2 separate regions of the Homo sapiens genome follow, and region 1 is linked to region 2. The links are chromatin contacts, found by Hi-C or POLR2A ChIA-PET in ENCODE. All regions are on one chromosome and are shown on one strand. The core of a region is the stretch at or near the end of the contact, and the rest is flanking DNA. Distances in the headings are between cores, read along the strand shown.

The links. Hi-C counts contacts between places; a loop is a spot of excess contacts on that map. ChIA-PET counts read pairs that join two places held with the same protein, here RNA polymerase II (POLR2A). Pooled maps may share reads with other maps.
Region 1: a loop to region 2 is called in a map of OCI-LY7, with 10 times the contacts of the local background. The contact joins the promoter of MED12L here to the promoter of PLS1 in region 2. A Hi-C loop is called at or near these places in 2 of 168 maps with a recorded cell type or tissue (OCI-LY7 and ascending aorta) and 8 of 50 pooled maps. POLR2A ChIA-PET finds 5 or more read pairs at or near these places in 1 of 52 experiments (OCI-LY7).

Annotation. Positions count from the first base shown.
Region 1 is chr3:151,084,317-151,090,679 of GRCh38, reverse strand. It overlaps MED12L (mediator complex subunit 12L), which reads right to left and starts at 5,016. Exons shown (of 45, transcript NM_001393769.1): 1 at 4,744-5,016; 2 at 3,655-3,882. The coding sequence starts at 3,753. RefSeq lists silencers at 4,264-4,558, 4,995-5,364.
Region 2 is chr3:142,592,558-142,598,217 of GRCh38, reverse strand. It overlaps PLS1 (plastin 1), which reads right to left and starts at 1,825. Exons shown (of 16, transcript NM_001145319.2): 1 at 1,709-1,825. It overlaps PLS1-AS1 (PLS1 antisense RNA 1), which reads left to right. Exons shown (of 4, transcript XR_001740938.2): 4 at 921-2,309. RefSeq lists an enhancer at 1,530-1,769.

The sequences.
Region 1 (6,363 bases), core at 3,767-6,266, 8.5 Mb before region 2:
ACCTAGGCTCCAAAGCAGATAGATGCAAAGGATACTTTCAGCTTTAACCTTGACTTTCCCCAACAGCCCTCAGTCACCGGATTTCCCTTTTTAATTTATTCATCCCAAGTTTATTCATGTTCCAATAAATATTTGTGCCCTCAGCCTTCTAGGAACTAATTGTGCAGGTGCCAGGTACTTCTGCCATACCAAAACAGACCTCATCCATGCCCTCATGAAACTGACCTATTAGGGGGAGATGGCAAGATGCAAATAAGTATATAATTGTAAATGATATATCAGAAAAGCCTGAGACTTGAATGATGAAGGGGCAGGCATGACAGTAGTTCATGACAGCAAACATATAGGGGCTGAATCTATGACAGATTCTGTTCTAAGTGCTTTTTACATATACTATCTAGGTAATCTTCCAACAGCCCTATGAGTTAAGTAGTATTATCACTCTCACTCTATATGGAAGGAAAATGAAGTATAGGGAGAATAAGGGGCACATAAACAGGACAGCCAGGGTCCCAACCCAAGCAGACTGGCACCAGAGCCTACCTTTCTAACCACAGGCTAAGGTGAGAAGAGCTGAGTGGAATGCTAAGTGGGAGGGGGTGGCTAGACAGGTGTCCAGGCAGAAAGACCAGAACAGAATATGCAGGAGCCCTGGGGAAGAGAAGTCACCCTGAAGCCAGAAGGGAGACCAAGCATACTGGTGAAACTGGAGAGCATCTGGTGGATTGGAAATATATTTTGGAACTGAACAGGATGTGCGCATGGATGTAGAGACGCTGATGGATGAATGGGGTATAAGCAAGGAGGAGGTCTCAAGGATGACTGCCAGTTTTCTGATTCCCTGCTTTAAAGGCTTGAGCACAGTCTGTTTGTAGGAAGCAAAGTATTATAACACAATATATAATGAAGTCCTACAGGATGCTGATGCACAGCAAGCTCTCAAAAAAATATAACCAATCCATCAGGCAGGTTAAAGCTTCCATATTCTCCCCCCCGCCCCACCCCCATACTTCTCCACATGGGTCTTCGTTCATGGGTTCCACCCTACCTTCTGGGAGCCCTTTTCTGAAATATATTACCACTGGTTAACAACAACAATAAAAATTACATTTATGGTGACAAGAATAACTTCTACCAGGAGGAGGGCTTTTCTCACACAAATGTTGGTTTGAAATTTTTTCTGAAGTGCACAAACTAATTTACAAATGAGAGGCTATGCAACTTGCCCAAGGCCACACAATTGCAAAAAAAAAAAAAAAGCTAAATCCAGGTTGGCCCAACTTGGAAGCCCACACTTCCTCCATTAAATCAGCATTTTCCACCACAGCTATCTCTAATGGAACACAACTGTTGTTTTCGATACACAGATGAACTTTTAAAGTGTTAATAGTAATGGTCTCATTTTATTATGTATAATCATATACGTGTGTGCATGTAATATCAAATAGATTAAAAATAGTATGTAAACATGATTTGATATAAATTTTATATATACATATATTTCAATAAATCCATGACTCCACGTGTAGTACTGCCCAGGAAACACAAAGTTTCTTAAAAAATTAGTTTAAAGAAAACTTCAGAATAAAAGTACAGGTGGTACAGGGGTAGGGTAGAAATCTTGAGGGAGGTAGGACATAAATAACTAAAGCTTAGGAAACTCTACTCACCAACCACCCAAGAACAGCCAAGCACCTGTTCCATATTGTACCCAAATTTGGCTACAGCCACACATAACTCTGTCTGCTTGGGAGAGTTAAAACATTGGCTGCCTTGGGGGAAAGGGGATAACATCAGAAGATAATTTAGCATAAATCATCCTCAAAGCAGTATTAGTTTTGACATAAATACTGGTTTGGTGGTACAACTCCTCTGCTTATTCACCTATACACCTTGGTTAAACGAGTCAAGCTTTCCCAGGCCTGTTTCACTTAGTCAAAAGGAAGTTATAGAAAGTAGTCCCTAAGGTCGCTTCCAGTTTTAGAACTCCATAAAATGTTGTGAGACCCTGAAATCCAAAATTACTCTTTCCAGAATCAGAGGCCCCAGTCGTGAAATGAGCATTGGCCTGAAGAACAAATGCTAAATAAGCCCACACAGCACCCCAAGCCATCATGCCATCAATTATGCTGCCCTCTGGAAAGACAGAGTAAGACATTAATTACAAGATGATAAAGTTCAACCAACAAAATATCCCTGTCCCTATCAAAACTTTAAGAATTTCCTCCCAATAATTTTTAAGCTATTAACTGTACACTTGATCCTCAGCTTCTCTATTATTTCCAGTCCTTAACCATTAACTTCATTCTAAGTTGGGGTAGCAGGGTGGGGTAACGGGTAGGAAAAAAAATCTGGGAAATCTTCTCAAACCTCTACCATCCTGTAAAGCTGGTGCTGGAAACCACCTGTAAAACCTTCCCAGCTTTCATCTGCGTGACTCCACTGATGCTAGAGCATATTTAGTGTGCTAAACCTCTAAAAGGAGTTGCTGTTCCTTACTTCTCAGACACTTTATAAGCAAGACAGTTTAGCCAGAACAAGCACTTACTCTCCTAATGAAAGATACACTTATCAAAAGGAAAGTCTTAAGGACCCCTCCTTGCCTGGTTTACAAGGCCCTTTCTGTGCTATCAGTGGGCCCACAAACTTTTAATGGAGGGTTTTTAGATTCTCAGAAAGGTAAGTTTTGAAATATGGTCAGTTCGTGTTTAGCTGAACAGAAGATGGGTGGACTGCAGCTGGCAAACTCAGAAAGCACTGCTGGGTAGCAGGTGATCAAAAAAAAAACAAAAAAAAGGCAAGTCCCTGGGCAAATGGTGTAGCCAAAGGTGATCATTATAACTAGAGACTTGTTACATAATTACTTGTTAACTCCTGACAAACAGATACACAGCTACAAAATGCCATGGTTACCCTAGCCATTGAAGCTAATGTAGCTGGTGCAAGAGTCAAGGTGTCTCCAATTAATCTCATTCAAAGAAATAAGCAATCCTGGGAACTATTCCCTCCCAAGGTAACTCGCCTGCTTTTACGTATACAAAACAGCCTCTAGCAATTAAGCCCATTGCCTCTAGAGACGAAAATCAGTGTTTCTCCTTAATTTTAATTTTTAAAGGGCAGAAGGGTTACAGAGGTATATTCAGAGAGCTAAATATTTATCACTTCGATAAAAACGACTTCCATTCCAAACTGGAAAATTTGAAAAGCTTCCCCCTCACCTTCGTCCCTGGCCAGCAAAAGCAAAACGCAAGACCTCAGTGTAGGATGCACTGCATTCCAACATTTTTCAAAAAGTTTACGACGATTTACCGAAGCGGCAAGAAGAAAAATAAAGCAGGCAGAAACGGGTGAGAGCGAGCAAGGTTTCGGCAGGGAAGAAGCCCGAGAAGCGCCCGGCGGCGCCGTGCAAGGCCCGGCAACGGGAAAGCGACCGGCACATGGAAAGCGAGCGCCCCAGTGGAGCGCGGGGACTGACAGCCGCTCGGTCTCCGCCGCCGGGGGGTCGCCCAGCACCCCCAGCCTGGCCCCCGCCTCTAATCCCCCTCCCCGACCTCTTCCACCGCAGCGCCGGCGATGCCCGCTGGGCCAACTTGGCCCCGGGTCAGTGCTGCAGAGCGCGGCCCCGGTTGCCGGGGAGGCCGCCGGCGCCCTTACCTCCTTCTGCTTGGGGTCCTGTGGGTAGACGTCGGGCGGCCCGAGCCGGGGGCGCTTCAGCGGTCTCTGCTCATAGCTGAGAAGCCCGAAGGCGGCCATGATCTCTCATGTTAACCGGCGAAATGAATGAGAGTTGGAGCTGGAGCAGCCGCCTCTGAGCACCAGGGAGCAGCACTTTGCAGACAGACTCCCTCTCTCCCCCTCCTCGCTCGCTCGCTCGCTGTGGCGCTGCAGGCAGGAGGAATAAAGCAGGTTGGATGCTGCCGCTGCCCGGCAGCAGACACGCACTGATGGGGACAGCCTTCGGCGGGTACTCGGCTGCGCTCGAGCCCCGGGACGCACCGCTCCGGTGGCGGCGGCGGAGGGACTAGAGGTCGGCCAGGGTCCTCCGCGGCGCCTGCCTCCTCTGCTCCCCCCTACCTTGTCTCCAGGGGGAGGAGCAGCTGATGGGAACGTGTGACTTTTTTCACCAATGGACCCAAACCCACCCCAGCTGGGCGCAGGATGGGGGTGGGGGTGGGGCACTGGAAAAAAAAAAAAAAAAACTTTTCTTGGCGCCTAGGCTGGTGGCTGAAGTGCTCGCCCAAGGCGAGGGTGGCCCTCCCCTCCCGGGAAGAAGCTGTGGAGCGGACCGCCCCCGCCTCTCTTCCCCGGCAGGGACCCTTCCCCCGCCGCCACGCGCCCCGCAGACCCCGCCACCTGGACACGGACCGGGCCAGTGCAGGCAGAGGCAGGTCTGGAGGGGGCGCGAGACGCAGGGATGCGGCCGGTGGGAAGCGGCCGGTGCCTCCTAGACGCCCGCCAGGTTCCAGTGGCGCATCCGCAGCTACGGTCCCCTCGGCGGCTCCGGGCAGGCGCCGAGGCGCGCTGCTGGCGGTCGCGGCGGCTGGAGGGGGCCGTGCTCACGGTGGCGTGGGGCCGACTTAACCCTTTACAGTCCCTCCAGGGGCTGGGGAAGGGGGTGAGGAGCGATGGCTGTGAGCGCCGACGGGGGCAGCCAGCCCGCAGGCGTCTCGGGCTCCTCCAGCCCGCCGCCTCCCCACGGCCCCAGCTCCTCTTCCCTTCCGCCCCCAACCCCCAACACTTTACCTGTTGGTCCGCGGCTAGCGGGCTGGGGCTGGCGGCGGCGGGGTCACTCCGGCCGCCGCAGCCTCCATCATTCGGGTTGGGATGGGGGACTTGGATTTGATTTTATTTGTGCGGTATCTGCCTCGCCCGGACGAGCTCCGGGAACGCCGCGAAGTTTGCCACTGTCTGGGGGCGGCGAGCGACGCCGGCTCGCCGCCGGCGTTCTCGCCCCCACGGCCCGGGAGCGCGAGCTTCCGAGTTGGCGGACGGCGGCGCGGCGTCCGCACTGAGCATGCCCAGCTCGGCGGCCGGACCGCGGAGGAGTTGGCTGAGAGCGCGGTGAGCGCGCTCCAATCCGCCTCTCCGGGTTTTCGCAGCCGCAGAGCGCGCAGCCCGCGGGCCCCGGCGCCGAGGCTGGCCCTGGGGTGAACCTGGGCGAGGGAGGGAGCGCCCTCTGGAGCCCTGCTCCAAGCCCCCCGCTGCACCCTCCGCCTCGACCTCCCCAGAGGTCGCGGTCCCCGTGGCCTGGGCCGAAAACCTCACCTGCGCCGGGAGCGTGGAAGGGGCGGGGGGGGTGATCCTCCAGGGCAGACCTTGGTCATCCAACCCGCCCTCGCTCCTCGCTTCGGGGCGCGGGCACCAAGATGCTGGGCCACCTGGCGCGAGCTCTGCGAGACCGGAGCCGCGGAGGCGGGCTCGGCCTGTCCTGAGGGACCCCGCGGGAGGCGTGCCCGGGAGAATGCGCCCGCACTTGGCCAAGAATGATGGCTGCCATTTATGGAGCCTTCGCTACGTGCCAGGATCTTGATAGTCAGAATCTCTGGTCCTTACAACCTTCCACGGTCTTACTGTACCCTTTTTATGGATGGAGAAATTGAGCCAGCTCAGAGAGGACCACTCACTTGCCGAAAGCCACGAAACGAGTCGGAATTTGAACCCACGACTGATTCTAAGTTTCTGACCTGTTTTCCCTGACTTGGACTTGGAGGGACTGGGTTCCTAACCTGTCCTTGCCTGATGGACTCACGTTCTCCACGGCTTGAGGCATTCTCGGCCTTCCCTCTCTGTAAGGTGGTAAAGGCAGATTCTAACCGGAAGCCTTTGATACATAGTAGGTGCTCTGGAAATGCTGGTTGAATCTGAACATCAACTTTGATGTTCGTTGACATTTAAGCAAAGGGGGAAGAAGGAGATAAATAAAGTGAAGGTAATGTGGTAGAGGCTAGTTCCTCACTCCTGATCCTGACCTGTGAGCACCTCCAAACCCAGTTTGAGGCTGAGTCAGGTGTTTAGCTTTTGGCTTCCTTAATCTGAACAATTACTTCTAGAGAGCATTTACCTAACTTCACTGGAGGGCATTTCCTGACCACCTTCCCCATCTTGCCCCAGGGTCTTCTCTTCCACTAATATCCTGGGATTAATTTCATGGCTGGACTTGCCCTTGTGATACAGGCATCTATCAAATGTAGCTCCCTTGTTTGAAAGAAAGGACAGTTTTTTGTTGTTGTTGTTTTCTTTGTTTGGTTGGTTGGTTGTTTTTTGAGACAGAGCCTCGCTCTGTCGCCCAGGCTGGAGTGCAGTGGCGAGATCTCGGCTCACTGCAAGCTCCGCCTCCTGGGTTCACGCCATTCTCCTGCCTCA
Region 2 (5,660 bases), core at 576-3,075:
AAGTTGGGAGGTGCTAAAATACTCAGGATACTATATACAATGGGGATACTAACAGCACAAACAACAGTAGTAAGTGCTATAGGGTTCAGAAGAGGGAGAGCTACTTCATGCTAAGGCAATCAAGGAAGGCTTCCAAAAAGAGGTCACACCTGAGCTACACCTTGCAGCATGAGCAGGACTTCAATACGGAAAGAGGGAGGCAAACAGGCATTTTGGGCAAAGGGCCCAGGTGACTGAGGGAAGGAAGGAGGGCGTTTTCAGGACCAGCAAATTGTTAGGTGGGGCTTCAGTGAAAGGGCACTTTTTGAAAGGAATTTATGAGGTACTAGGAAGCTTAGTAAGAGAAACAACTAATTTTCTGCTTAAGCCAGACTTCATGGTATAAGTAGAAGAGAAAAAGGAAGTTTAATAATGGAGGTAAAGAAGAGTATCTGCAGGGAGTGGTAAAAAGACCCCAGAAAATGAGAAAACCTGGATCCCAGGCCTAGCTTTGCCAATGAGGGGCTTGGGTGGCCACAGCAAGTCATCTAACCTCGCTGGTCTCAGTTTTCTCATTTGTAAACTGAAGCAGCTGAACTGGCTGACCTCAAAGGTCTCTACAGCCAAAACTAGACCAGCTGTATATTATTTCTGCCATTAAAACATTTATCATGGGAGGAATGAAGGGGGGCAGGATACCTGTATTCCCTTTCCATATAGGTTTCTCTTCCTGAACTTAAAATTTCCTCTTCCTAAACTTACTACCTCTCTCTCTATATATATATATGCCTCCACATTACACATTAACACTTTACTATAGAATTTCATTACATAATTCAACTTAAAGGAAAGCTGATTACAAAGGTGGTGGGGGGTGTAAAAGTACTTGCTTCAAGTTCAGTGTGTGCCCCCTGTCCTGAAATTTTGCTTCTGGCTCACAGGTTCTTCAAGAAATTTATGCAGCACAGCTGAAGCCTCATACAAGTGTATCCAACACCGTGGCTGGAGGGAAAGATATCACGGTATAAGCCATAAAATGTGACATAGTAAGTAAGTAAAGGAGGAAAAGTGAGAATTCTGTTACTCATCTAAACGACCGCTTCCTTTTAATAGTACCAAATGAAGACCGAAATACAGTAATAATTGAAAAGTTAGGGAGAAATCTTAAATTTTTTTAAGTCTCCACTTGAAAATGCAGCTGAAACACGGAAAGTTTTTTGGCAGTGAAATTCGCTGAAAACTGACATTTTTATGCCGCATCCAGAGGTCCCTATGCTCCAGGAAAGGTACCAAAAACAGCACGGATGGGATTTCACTACAGCCCTATTGATCCTATGCACCAAAAGGCCAAAGGCAAATAAACCAGTCCCAGAATTAAAACAAAACAGGCTGGTTCAGAAAGCCTCACCGGCAGCCACCCAAAGTTGAAAGAAGAAAACTTAATGAAATACCTTATTTCATTGCATAGAATCACAATTCAGTTAACAGGCTTATTGTTTAAGCAGTGTAAATACGCGATTTAACACCTGCGGGCACTGCCTGCCGGGACTGGGCAGAAGCGTGCCCAGAGGACGGCGGGCGCCACACTGCACAGCCAGGAGACGAGACGCGAGCGAGGGGACCCGGAGATACTGCCCCCGAGCCGCCGCGCGCCCCCAAAGGAGTAACGCTTCGCTTTCCATCTGTCTGTCCAGCCTTCCTTTTGGGCCCTATCCCCACCCCCGCGTACCTGCCGCCACCGCTGTCCTGCCTTCGAGAGGGCAGCTCCCACTGGAGATCCAAGTACCTGCAGGTCCACTCTGCGGCTACCTCTCCGCGCCCGCGTAGCCGCTGCGCTCGCGCCACTGCGCATGCTCGGCCGGCACCCGGGCCCGCAAACTCTGAATCCACTTGCCGCGTTTTGCCTGCGGCTCCCAGGGGAGGGAAAGGGAAGCCCAGAACCTGGGTTTAGGCTAAGGGTGAAAGAGGAGTTGCAGGCGCTGGGAGCGTGGATGGGGAGAGGTGGACGGGCGCTGCGGCAACGTTATCTCTACCGCCCACAGTTACCCAAGTCTAAAGATGACCACCTACACCCTGGGAATGAGTTTAGCACAGCAGTTCTCAAACTTGAGCGTGGATCAGAATCACCTGGAGAGCTTTTTAAATCACAGATCCCAAACCCGGAAACTGAGTTTCCGATTCAGTTAGGTCTGGAGCGTAGCGCGACAGTTCCCATTTCTAACATGTTCTCAGCGAAAACTGGTGCTACTAGTCTGGGTACCACACTTTGGGACCTGCTGGTCAAAAGGAAAGGTATACGTTATTAAAGGAAGACTTGTTTCTCTCCCCTACTCTTTTTTTTTCCGTTTGTTTCACGGATTGCTTCCTTTTCCTTTAACAGCCACACCTGATTAAAATAAATATATAACTAAAGCCCACACTCAAACAAAAGTGGGATATTTTCTCTCGCATGTGAGTCAGGTAAATGGAATGCTGCCTCAAGAGTTCTCACATACTTTGCCTGAAGCATAATCCGTAGTTGTGGTCTGTCCAACTCAGTCCAGAGAACAGAACAAGGTTTTGCTGCCCCTTTAACTCAAAGTCCCACGTGCCCCTTCTGCGCCTAACACAATATCCAATACAGAATAGGCACCCAACCAACCCTGAGATGGTAACAATAGAAAAAATAAAGGGGGGAAGTTGAAATTATTTTAAGAACTCAAACAAATTGGACGAGCAATGAACTATGAAAGTAGGTGGGCCATGGAGAGGGAAGATAAGGAATTTTTCCCACCTGCCACCTAGAGAATCAGGTGAATTTAGTATTCTTATCTGATTTTTCCCACCTGCCACCTAGAGAATCTGGTAAATTTAGTATCCTTATCTGATACTTATTTATCTAGATATGCAAGGGGAGTTAAGTAAGTTCTCACAAAATAAAGCAAAATATTTCCTTAAAAGGTAAACATACATCTAACATATGACCCAGCCATTTCATTCCTAGATGTTATCCAAGAGAAATTAAAACATATGCTTACACAAAAACTTGAACAGGAATGCTCATAGCAGCTGTTTTTCACAAAAGCCCCAAACCAGAAGGAACCCAACTGTCCAACAACATGTAAATGAAAAAACAAATTGTGGTATATTTATACAATGCAATACTACTCAACAATAAAAAAGAAGAAATACTCTCACACAGGACTCAATATGGATAACTCTCAAAATCGGTATGCTGAGTTGAAGAAGCTAGAGACAAAACATATTGTATAATCCCACTTATATGAAGTACAAACTAACCTATAATGACAAAACCCAGATTAGTAATTGCCTGGAGCCAGGAGTGGAGGGAAGGATAAACTGCAAATGAGCAGAAAAAATATTTTTGGAGGGGGACGATGGAAATTTTCTCTGTTTTGATGGTAGTGACAAGTTCACAGGTGTATACAACTGTCATCGCTAAGTTGTACACTTTAAACATGAAAAATGTGTGTAAATTATTCACCAATAAGTTTGATAAGAGAACACTTTTTCATGAAATACTCTTATGATCTGTTTTTTTTTCGTGGTAATATTGACCAGGGCAGGTTCATGAGGAAACGTAGATTCTAAATATGGTATAACCTGATTTGGGAAAGGTAAAATAAAAAGTCATCCTCTGTAAATGAAGCTAAAAATAATGCATATAAAATGTCTGTAACAACCCTCTGTAAAAGCAGCCAACCCTAAGATATGATTTGTAAATATACCATTGATAAAACCGTTTCCCAAAATTGTTTCCAAGTGTAAAATAATAACTAGAGTATATCATTAGAAATGCACAACCAGGGCCCAGTGCAGTAGCTCACGCCTGTAATCCCAGCACGTTGGCAGGCCAAAGTGGGCAGATCACCTAAGGTCAGGAGTTCAAGACCAGCCTGAGCAACATGATGAAACCCCGTCTCTTCTAAAAATACAAAAATTAGCCGGTCGTGGTGGCAAGCGCCTGTAATCCCAGCTACTCAGGTGGTTGAGGCAGGAGAATCTCTTGAACCCAGGAGGCAGAGGTTGCAGTGAGCCAAGATCAAGCCACTACACTCTAACCTGGGCGACAGAGCGAGACTCTGTCTCAGAAAAAAAAAAAAAAGAAATGCACAACCAGCGTGTAATAATTATATAAAGAAAATTGTTACCTGCTTAACTGATTGTATCACTAGCAATGACAAATAAGGTATTCAAACTGTGTTTCCAGGAGCTCTGGGTTTCATGGAGAGAAAAATACGCAGGGCTCTGGATCAAGGACCCTAACCCAGACTGCTTACATATTGTAGTATCTTGTGAAATCTTATTTGATAAAAGGGTTTCACTGATAATTTTGTTTTTTTGAGACTGAGTCTCGCTCTGTTGCCCCGGCTGGAGTTCAGTGGCACGACCTCAGCTCACTGCAACCTCCACCTCCCAGGTTCAAGAGATGCTCCTACCTCAGCCTCCTGAGTAGCTGGGATTACAGGTGCACACCACCACACCTAGTTAATTTTTTTAATTTTAGTAGAGACAGAGTTTCTCCATGTTGGCCAGTCTGGTCTCGAACTCCTGACCTCAGGTGATCCACCCTCCTCGGCCTCTCACAGTGCTGAGATTATAGGTGTGAGCCACCGCACCTGGCCATCATTGATAATTAAAAGAGCAATCGTTTGAAAACAATTGAAGTAATAGTATCAGGTCGTAAGAATTCACAAAGAGATGGTATATTTGGTGGACCTGTTTTTTGGCTTGCAGAGCAATGAGAAAAAATACATACAAAGATTTTTAAACTAGTTAAAAATGTACACTGTAGTTATAGTAACCATATGTTCCAATTTTTGTAGAATAGTCTTCATTTAAATATTTGTTTATTACATAAATTATATCTAATCATGTATTCCAACTGTTGGTTGAAAAAAATAACATCTTTTAAGCTGGGGGTTGTTTTTCAAAATAATATAAAAAATCACGAACTAAAAATAAAACGAGGATAAAGCAGGGCATGGTGACACACACGTAATGCCAGCATTTTGGGAGGCCAAGGTGGAAAGGGCACTTGAGCTCAGGAGTTCAAGACCAGCCTAGACAACGTGGAAAAAACCCATCTCTAAAAAAAAAACAAAACCAAAATTAGCCAGGTGTGGTGGCATGTGCCTGTGGTTCCAGCTTCTCTGGAGTTTGAGATGGGAGGATCTCTTGAGTCCAGGAGTCTGAGGCTACAGTGAGCCATGTTCACTACACTGGACTCCAGCCTGGGCAACAGAGCAAGACCCTATCCGAAAAAAAAAAATTGAGCTGCTACTGGGTAGTCACCATTTTAAACACTTCACCGTATTTACTCATTGAATATCCATGCCAACCCTATGAAATTATCCTCAATTTACAGATGAGAAAACTGAAGTACAAAATGTTATTTTTCCCATGATAACACAACTAAAGACTAAATAATTACAACTACATTTTTAAAATATATTTTATATAAAGACAATCTTTGCTAATTTCACAGTTTCCAAGGATCCATCTGAATTATTAATTTATTTTTCCAGGCTCATTGATACTAAGAGGGCTACCAAAAAAGCAGAGCTCTAGTGATTACTGCCATCATCATCTTCATTATCATTGCTAATATTTATTCCATGTCTTCTATGTACTAGCTACTGTGCCAAGAAGTTCACATTGTTTATTTCATTTAATATTCA